2 separate regions of the Mus musculus genome follow, and region 2 is linked to region 1. The links are chromatin loops, found by intact Hi-C in ENCODE. Cell type or tissue: heart. All regions are shown on one strand.

Region 1 (5,000 bases):
CTTACCGGCTGCTGCTCATGTCTGTCTGTGTGTCTGTCTGTGTTGGTAATGGAGCCCCAGGCCTTTACTGAAGGGCAGCAGCACTGGGCTATACTTTTGCCGAATACTAAGGTCTTGTTTGTTTCTGAGACAAGGTCTTGTGTATCCCCAACTGGCCTGACCTCAAAGTTTATGTGGCTGAGTATGTCCTTGAACTCCTGTTCCTCCTGATCCCACTTCTTAAGTGCTGAGATTGCAGGTGTAGGACACCATGCTCAGTTTTCTATGGTGCTGGGCACAAACTCAGGCTTTTTGCACAGGCAAACAGCATCTCACTAAGCTGCATCTGCAGCTGACACTAGGATATGAACTGGACTTTTTCACATAGCCAGAATGCATGTGAGACGTGTTGGATAGCTGCAGTGAAGCTTCAGGGCCCCTTGTTTAAAAGATAAAAGATAGGGGAAGTCAATGTTTTTTCTCTCAGTCAGTGGTCATAAACTTCAGAAGTCACACAACAGGGCTGAAGGAGGGGACAGTAAGAGGTAGCTGACTAGAGGTAGCAACTGGCTAGAGAGACATTGTCCATTGAGAGTGAGTGGCTGATCTTTGGCCTTGGGTCTGTATGGGGAGATCTTAGTGGAAGAGCTGCTGCTGCATATACTATACTGAACAGGGGAGCTCAGCACACACAGGCTGACAGGGAAAGAAAGCTTCCTTTCTACCCAGAGGAATATGTTTTCCCGTGGTAAACTAATTCCAAGATGTTCTTAGTAAGTCCAAGTCTGTCTGGGTATAGATCCCTGGCAGAGCTCTCACTTGACAGTGCTTGCAACTGTTGGTTGCAAGTTAACTGGTTTAGTTCTCAGGCCTGAAGAAACCAGAAATTTGCAAAACCCAGGACTTTTTGTTGTTGCTAGAGACAGAATCTAGATGAGTACTCTGTACACCCCCAAGCCCCAAAGACTCGGGCGTGGTGGTACATGCCTTTAATTCCAGCACTTGGGAGGCAGAGGCAGGCGGATTTTTGAGTTCAAGGCCAGCCTGGTCTACAAAGTGAGTTCCAGGACAACCAGAGCTATGCAGAGAAACCCTGTCTCGAAAAAAAAAAAAAAAAAAAAAGGTTGTGTGAATCTGTGTGTGTTGTGGGGTCAGAGGATGACTCAGGAATTCATTCCGTCCTTCCACAGTGTGGATCCCAGGAATTGAACTCAAGTTGTTAGGCTTAATAGCAAATGCCTTAAGCCATTGAGACATCCTGCTACCCTGCTTCTTTTAGTTTGTAAAAAAGGTTTGTTTTTAAATCCTGAGGCTAGGTGTAGAGGCACACCTTTAATCCCAACACTCATGGAGGCAAAGCCAGGCTGATCTGTGTTAAAGGCTAGCCTGACCTACCTGTTAAGTTCCAGGACAGCCAGGGGGATATAGAGAGACACTGTCTCAAAAAAAAAAAAAAAAAAAAAAAAAAACAAAGCAAAAAATAACCAAAACAAAGTAAGCAAGCAAACAAAAGTCAAAATCGTGCAATTTCCAAAGATTAGAGAGTGCACACCTTTCAGTGTGTGGAGAGGGCCCTCTTCAGGCAGCCTCATGAAGTGCTTCACATCTCAATATGAATTTAGCTTTGAATAAACATTACCCTGCAAGCTTAGTTTTCAAAATCTTGCCCTTTTGAATAGATAATATGTAACCAAAAGTTCAAAAGCTATAAAAAGGCATAAATCTTTCTTACTCTCCTTTGTTTCATGCTGGGTCATCTGCTCTAAAAAATGCTAAAACTGCTTAACAATTTTCTGACTTAGGTGTCAGTAGTTGCAGGCACACAGGTTTTAAGGCACACATGGAAGGCATCCTCACGGGTAGGGGTGCTTGCAAGACGGCCTGATGACTTTAGGTTGGTCACTGGAACTCACAAGGTGGCAGGAGATGAAAGGACCTCAAAGAGTGGTCCTCTGACTGCCACACACACATAATAATGAAAAGAAAAAAAAAAACCTCAAACTTTAAAATGGCATTTCTGTAATTTTTGTAATAATATAATTGAAACTGGGTTTGCTTGGTGAATTTAGAATATTCTTGACTTGCTTATTGTTTATTACTGTGAAAACTAAGGAATGTATCGCCAGGGCGGTGGTGGCGCACGCCTTTAATCCCAGCACTTGGGAGGCAGAGGCAGGCGGATTTCTGAGTGTGAGGCCAAACTCAGGTCTACAGAGTGAGTTCTAGGACAGCCAGAGCTACAGGTACAAGTATAGAAAGAATCCGTGCCCCATACTGACTGCTGTGGGGTGTGTGTGTGTGACAGAGAGAGAGAGAGAGAGAGAGAGAGAGAGAGAGAGAGAGAGAGAGAGAGAGAGAGAGAGAGAGAGAGAGAGGTAGGTCATGATCTCAGTCTGATACATCTGAGATTCTAGAATAAGGTTAAGAAATATGCAGGTCTTTGGGGATCACAAATAATGTGTCATTTTTAGGAGAACTTGCCCTTTTCATTTTCTTTCAAGGGACTTTCATTGGCGACTTTTCACTTCTCAGCACTTTTCTGTAGAAAGTTTGGGAAAACTTGGGGAGGTAATAAAGATCTACAGACTCAGCACCATATGACACCCAACAAAAGTGGGGTCAACTCCATCCCATCCTGTGTGTTAACTTGTTCCCTTGAGATTAAGAACATAGACTGAAAACTGTGAATGGTTGCTAGGAAGCACATCAACTGTTTTGCTTTTAGACCATCCCCATACCTTTAACATAGCAAATGACCGGAGTATTACATTTATTTTAATTAAAAATTTGTGCGCCCTACCCCCACTGTGTGGGGAGGTCAGAGGATAACTTTGTAGAGTGGTTTCTGGGCATTAAACTCTGGTCCTCAGGCTTACAACATTGAAGGGCAAGTACTTTTACCTGATGAGTTTTCTTTAGGGGAGACTGACCTTGAACTCTTGATCTTCCTTCCTCTTTCTGCCTCCACGTACTGGATTATATTCATGTCCAACTCCAGCAGAGTCACTTGGCAGTTTCCGAACTCTGGTGCAAGAGCCCAGGTGCAGGCCTGTCTGATCTGAGCTGTGACTCTCCGTTGCTTGGGTCGGGGAGTGCCCCCTGGTGGCAGGCAGCGGTGGTGGGCGGGAGACCGAGTTTGTGGGGAAGGTTGCGCCGGCCTGGCCTCTAAATCCTTTATCACGCGTGCCTGGGTCGTACCGGCCAGCCGGTTTTGAGCTGGCCCAGTGTACCCAAAGCTAGCTTAGTCGCTCCCTTTTCAAGACATCTGGTCTCTGGCCGCGCGTGCCTGTGTGTCTGCTTTCTTCCTTTGCAGGACACTTGGACCTAGTTGCGTGTGCTCGTGGGCCAGGTCTCTTTCCTTCTCTCTTTCTCCCTCTGCAGGGCGGCTGACCTCTGGTCGCGCCTGCCCGTGGGCCTGGCCCCTTTTGCAGGAGACTGGCCCCTGGCTGCCCCAGGGACGTCCTAGAGTTTGGACTTCCGGGGTTGGCTCCCAGTCTGCTGCTTGTCACCCGCCAGGGCGTTTCCGTGCCCATGCATGGGCGCGGCCCTTTAAACTTCACTGTTTTTTAGACTTTGGGGGTGTGGTCACACTTTCTTTTTTTTTCTTCCCGTCCGTCCGTCGCGGTCATCCCAGACTCGCGGGTCCTTCTCTTGCCCTGCTTTCCAGATGCTTTGGAGTCATGAGACGGGAGGGCGCAGGGACCCCTCTGATGGCCGAGGTGATCCGAGGTGAGTGCACGGGGCAGGACTTAGGATGGCTGGAGGAGCGACTTGCTGCCCTAGGAGCCCAACTGGCCTCCTTTCTGGGTCCACTGACTTTGGGGGTAAACCTTAATGTGCCTTAATGTGCTTGTGACCCCTATGTCCTACAGCCTCTCCACCCACCCTGTGTGGGAGCTGGTGAAATTCCCAGTCCAGCCAAAGATCAAAGGTCATTTGTGATTAGAAAGGACAAAGCCCTGTCACCCATTTGAATGCGGCTGCAAGAAGTTTGTTGCATTTACTAGGAGATATTTGCAGCTGTTCTGAGAGAGGAGATACAGATTGGAAAGTTTAAAGTACCATTTGAGAAAAGGACGTCTCGGCTCTTGTTTCTTACCACTTTGATTTTTGCCATGTTTTGGGTGTAGGTATCTGAGTGCTGTTAAGATGTTGCCTTTTTCTGGGGGTTGGTGGGAATAAAGATGGATGGAGCCTTTGAACATCACTTCCCTTCTTGCTGAACTCCACAGCATCTGACTCATGCAACACAGATTCTACCCCAGTCTGGCCTCCCCTCACATTCACCTTGATTTTAAACAGCAATTTATAAGAAACCCAAAGCAGTGATTCCAATTTAAAAAATACGTATCTATGAGATTAATTGTATAAACATACCACCTTGTGTTCTATAGTTGTAAACAGCAACATGTATTTTCATGTATTGCTACATGTATTTTCAGTGTGTCATCGTAAACTTAATGCATGGTTATAGGCTAGCTATCAGAGGTATGCTGAATTTCCTGAAATTTCTTAGTCTAGTTGCTGCAGAAACTGAAACAGTACCACTACATGAAATAATCACCTACCACCATGGTCCTTACTAAGATTAAGACAATTTCTTCTTTAAAGCTTTGCTTATTTATTAATATTCACCAAAGAGACTTTTTGAAGTTACACATTGTCACCTCTGCCATCTGAAACATGGGGTGGGGTGGGGGGGACACAACAAAATCAAACAAGCCATCTTTGAATTCATCAGAAAGGAGTTGGGTCTTGGCTGGGGACACCTGTTTAAGAACTTGAAGAAAAGAACACTGCTGTTTTCCATTGCAGATCGCCTTTGTTTTGCCATTCTCTACAGCAGACCAAAGAGTGCAACAAACGAACATTATTTCAGCATAGATAACGAGCTAGAGTATGAGAAGTAAGTATTGCCTCTTGGAAGACTCAAACTTTTGAAATTTCCTCTGAGGAATCTCTAGGTATGTGTGCAGATGACATAGGCTTGGAAAAATTGTATATCTGAAAAACACTTGCAG
Region 2 (5,000 bases), 120 kb before region 1:
TGTTTTGTTTTTTGTTTGTTTGAGACAAATTTTCTCTGTAGTTTTGGCTGTCCTGGAGCTCACTCTGTAAACCAGGCTGGCCTTGGACTCACAGAGATCCACCTGCTTCTGCCTCCCAAGTGCTGGGATTAAAGGTATACATTACCATCACCTGGCTGCTAAAGAAAACAGATTTTTGATGTGAAAATATAACTCAGTGGCCTTGTCCAAAATCATGTTCTATCAACAACAGAATTTATTCCAGCTGAGTTTGGTGGTAGATGCTTGTAAGGCCTGAGGTTGAAACAAAAAGATTTTTGGCCTGAGGCCAAGCAGGGCTACATCTAGTAAGACTGTCTCAAAATAAATAAGTGGATAGATAGATAGATAATTGCCTGTGTTTCTAGAAAGTTTGTCTTTTTCACTTTGTTCTTTTTAAATAAGCACACAAAATGTATCTATCTTCTTCACAGTTAAGTCCATTTGCCTGTGTGCCTCTTCCTCACCCGTGTGCAGTTGTTTGCAGGAGCCAGGAGAGAACATCATATCCTCCAAGGAGTTAAACGTTACTAGCAGTTTGTAAGCTTCGGTTTGGGTCCTGGGAACTGATGGTTTCCTCTGGAAAAGCAGGGAGGGTTCTGAACTACTGAGCTCACCTCGTTTTTGTTTAAAAAAAAAAAACTAGAAAATAGTTATGGAGGAGACAAGGAATGCTTATTATTTTTTCCATAATGAATACTCTTTTCATTGTTGTCTTATGAAATGGGTCTCAGTATATAGCCTTGGCTGGCCCTCACTATGTAGACTGGGCTCAAGAAATCACAGAGATCTGCTTGGCTTGACCTCGAGAGTGCTCGAATTTAAGCATCTGCCACCAGGCCCAGTATGAATATGCTTTTTAAAGTTTTTTTGGGGTTTTTTTGTTTGTTTGGTTGGTTGGTTTTTTTTCGAGACAGGGTTTCTCTGTGTAGCCCTGGCTGTCCTGTAACTCACTCTGTAGACCAGGCTGGCCTCGAACTCAGAAAATCGCCTGCCTCTGCCTCCCAAGTGCTGGGATTAAAGGCGTGCACCACCACGCCTCTTAAGACACTTTTTAAAAACTCATGTTGCAGCTAGGTATGGTGATGCACACCTTTAATCTCAGCACTAGGGAGGCAGAAACAGATTTATTTGAGTTCCAGGACAGCCCAGTCTACAAAGGGAGTTCCAGGACAGCCAGGAAATCAAAAATCCTGTCTCAAAAAACAACCACAACAACAAAAGCCTCATTTTCGGGGAGGTGTACATGTGCCAACAGCACATACAAAAGTCAGAGAACAACTTTTGGCTCTCTTCTTTCACCATATAGATCTCTGAGATTGAACTTAGGCTTGGGTTCAGGCAACTCTTTAACACTAAGCAATCTCACCAAGCCCTGAACGTGATCTTTTAAATCACTTTTAAAAAAATACTTCTTTTAGGGCCAGGAGGTAGTGGCGCACTCCTTTAATCCCAGTACTTGGGAGGCAGAGGCTGGCGGATCTCTGTGAGTTTTGAGGACAGCCTCATCTATAGAGCAAATTCCAGGACAGCCAAGGCTACACTGAAAACCCTGTCTCAGAAAATATTTTAAATACTATTATAAAAGACATTACAAGTCAGGCAGTAGTGGCGCACGCCTTTAATCCCAGCACTTGGAAGGCAGAGACAGGCGGGTTTCTGAGTTCGAGGCCAGCCTGGTCTACAGAGTGAGTTCCAGGACAGCCAGGGCTACACAGAGAAACCCTGTCTCAAAAACAAAAACAACAACAAAAACAAAACAAAAAAAAAGACAATACAAATTTTTAAAAATCACATACTGAAATTAACCAAACTCAAATATTATAAAGCTTCTAAACAGAATAGCCAATAAAAAAAATCTTATATGGCTAAAAAAAAATTACACTTTACCGAATTATTTTCTTTCAATCTTACCTATACCTGTATATATATTTTTTCTCTATCCAAGTAATTTCTTCAAGCTACACAACTACAGCCTTCTATTAAATATTACTCTTCTTGAGTGAGGAAGAGGAAACTAAAGCGGATAGCTCGGAGATAGCTTTAATCCCGGCTCTTGAGAGGCAAAACCAGGATGCCTGTGATTGCCTGGTCTACATTATTAAACCCTATAACCCCTATCTCAAACACATACTTATATCTTTTCCAGCGAATTTATCAAATTCCAGAAGTGGCGCATGCCTTTAATCCCAAAACTTGGGAGGCAGAGGCAGGCGGTTCTGAGTTCGAGGCCAGCCTTGGTCTCCAGAGTGAGTTCCAGGACAGCCAGGGCTACACAGAGAAACCCCGTCTCGAAAAGACAAAAAAAAAAAAAAAAAGGAAAAAGAAAGAAAAAAATTGAAAGTAAGAAAAACAATTCATAATGTAAAGTAGGAAAACAGTCTCCATCGTTCTCAACCGCTTTTTTTCTTTTCTTTTCTAGCCACCATCCTACAACCCCACCCCCACCGCCGCGTCCCCGCCTGCCACGAAAAGAATTTCTACCAGACTTGAGAGAAATGCTCCTAAGGAACAATCCATGTATAGGTAAGGCAGGAAGTGCGGCGTTAGAAGCCACGTGCTGATCTAAATTCTATGGACACCCGTCCAGCCAGACCCTGGAGAGGTGACTCTGTCCTCCGCTCTGTCTTCTTCCACTTACATCAGCATTGTTGTGGGTTAAACAGAAACCACGGGTTATGCAACTCTCCACCCTGCACATTTTAATCTACAACTTTCATACAAAAGGAAAGGTATGGCTGAGGTGGAAATTCCACAGCAGGCCTTTTTTTTCCTACGCTTTTCTTACAGAACCAAGGCACCACGCTGGCGTGGACCCTCCAAAGTGGATCAGCCTCGCCCCAAGGCTTGCACCACAGGACAGGTTACGACCCGGCGGCGTCACGCGCCCGGACTCCCGCAGGCTCCGCCCCGAGGCAGGCATAGCCAATGACGGGGCGGGGGCGGGCCCTGTCGGGGCTGTAGCCTGAGAGGCTTTAAAGCCTGAGCCCGGCGCTGTTCCTCCAGATTCTCGGACCTCGGCGACCTCCGGGGATCCGAGTTTGCAGACTTCTTGTGCGCAGCTAGCCGCCTCAGGTGAGTGACCCCCGCGGGTTTAAAGGCTTCCCGAGCAAGGGCAGGTAGGGGAATCTAGAATGTGGGAACCATAGCATCTGCAACCCGGACTGGAGACCCCCGGATGGGCCAGGATCTCGAGGATGTGTCCTCGGCCTCCCCGAAGTGATAGGCCCTTGTTGTCGAGCGGGGTCTTCATCAGGTCATGTGACTCCGGGCTGCCGGGACCCGTAGGGACAGCGGGACCCCCTCAAGCTGGTCACGGGACCCAGGGCTCCTTGTGCCGCCATAACATTCGCGGGCGGTGGCCGCGAGCGCGGAGCGGACGCCCATCCCCCTCTCCCCCGGACGGGCCCAGCTTGGCCCCTAACCCGAACTGAGATCGCATAAGGAGGCATCGCCTTGAGGCTTCAGTTCGCCTGATGTGCAGCTGTGCGTTAAAGTGTGTGGTGGCAACCCACCCTCTGGGTACTCCTGTATGCCCACTTGGGGTCACTAATACTTGTCAATAAATGACCTGGACCCAGTTGTCCTCTTAAGATTCTGACGCATACAATATCGGAAGACTTAAGACTACCGTGGCGCTATAATAAGAGAAAGTGGGGGGGGGGCTGTCGAGATGGTTCAGCGGGTAAGAGCACTGACCGCTCTTTCAAAGGTCCTGAGTGCAAATCTCAGCAACCACATGGTGGCTCACAACCACCCATAATGAGATCTGACACCCTCTTCTGTGCGTCTAAAGTCAGCTACAGTGTACTTATGTATAATAATAAATCCTTAAAAAAAAAAAAGCAAGAGAAAAGGGTTTACCCCTGTTCCAATGACTACTAGGCTGTTTTTGTTTCAGTAGCTAGAGTCTAGGAACCTCCAAAGATTAATTCCTGACTTGTTTTTCTCCACTCATAATCACATTTGTTAACACGTGCAAGGATGCTTCAACTCAGAACGGTTTACTGCTGGGCTGGTGGCTCATGGATCCCTAAACTTGAGAGATGGGTCATTGAAAAAGTTTAAAGCCTAAACTACATGAGAAACTGTCCTTAAAAGAGAAAGCTTCCGTGGGATTCTCATTTCCTCTTTTTCCTTCCCTAGGTGTTTGAACCATGAATCTTTTACTCCTTTTGGCTGTCCTCTGCTTGGGAACAGCCTTAGCTACTCCAAAATTTGATCAAACCTTTAGTGCAGAGTGGCACCAGTGGAAGTCCACACACAGAAGACTGTATGGCACGGTTTGTAGTGTTTACATTGTCTAGAGAGAATGGTCTTCCTTGCCCTTGGAAGTGTTTGTTTGGTTGGTTGGGTTTTGTTTTTGTTTTTCCAAGTCAGTGCTTCTCTGTGTGTCCCTGGCTGTCCTGGAACTTGTTCTGTGGACCAGGCTGTGAACTCAGTGCTAGGATTTAAGTCATGTGCCACCACTGCCCACCTCTTTCTCCCCCCACAACCCCCCTCTCTAACCCTCAGAAGTTTATAGCCAGAGAGTAGTCTCTAGAGGCCAGCTCTTAGCAGGAATAGCCCAATCATACATCCATTGTGAGCAGAGTAGAGCACATACATCCCTTTGTGTGTTTTCGGGAGGAGTGGTGCCTTTCAGAGTGTGTAGCTGTTCCTGTTCCAGTAGATCCATTTGGTCAGATGGATTGGTTTTTTTATTTAAGATTTAGTTAGTGAGATATATGTCACTCGTGATATATACCACACTTATGTCTGGGTATTGTGTACATTCTGGAACTAGTTAGAAAGTACCATATGGCCGGGCAGTGGTGGCACACTTGGGAGGCAGGGGCAGGCAGATTTCTGAGTTTGAGGCCAGCCTGAGCTATACAGAAAAGAAACCCTGTCTCAAAAAAAGTAACATATGTGAGTGCTGAGAATTAAACCTGAGTCTTCCACAAATGGTCTTAAACACAGCCATCTCTCCAGCACCATCT

Evidence for each region. Hi-C counts contacts between places; a loop is a spot of excess contacts. Peaks named below come from ENCODE experiments on the same cell type or tissue, not always from the same donor. Only the 100,000 strongest peaks of a DNase experiment are listed, where the experiment ranks them.
Region 2: it touches region 1 in a loop (2.8-fold over the local background); 1 of 42 quality-filtered maps calls a loop at or near these places.

The regions. Positions count from the first base shown.
Region 1 is chr13:64,247,113-64,252,112 of GRCm38, reverse strand. It overlaps Cdc14b (CDC14 cell division cycle 14B), which reads left to right. Exons shown (of 14, transcript NM_172587.3): 2 at 4,795-4,885. 1810034E14Rik (RIKEN cDNA 1810034E14 gene) reads right to left here and starts at 3,413. Exons shown (of 3, transcript NR_045798.1): 1 at 2,910-3,413. In heart, CTCF peaks have their summits at 1,556 (motif pointing left) and 3,086 (motif pointing left); DNase peaks (open chromatin) are centred at 3,122 and 3,482; H3K4me3 peaks cover 1,779 bases; H3K27ac peaks cover 1,981 bases.
Region 2 is chr13:64,368,329-64,373,328 of GRCm38, reverse strand. It overlaps Ctsl (cathepsin L), which reads left to right and starts at 2,809. Exons shown (of 8, transcript NM_009984.4): 1 at 2,809-3,093; 2 at 4,165-4,301. The coding sequence starts at 4,176. In heart, no CTCF peak of the experiment used is centred here; a DNase peak (open chromatin) is centred at 2,948; H3K4me3 peaks cover 2,441 bases; H3K27ac peaks cover 1,406 bases.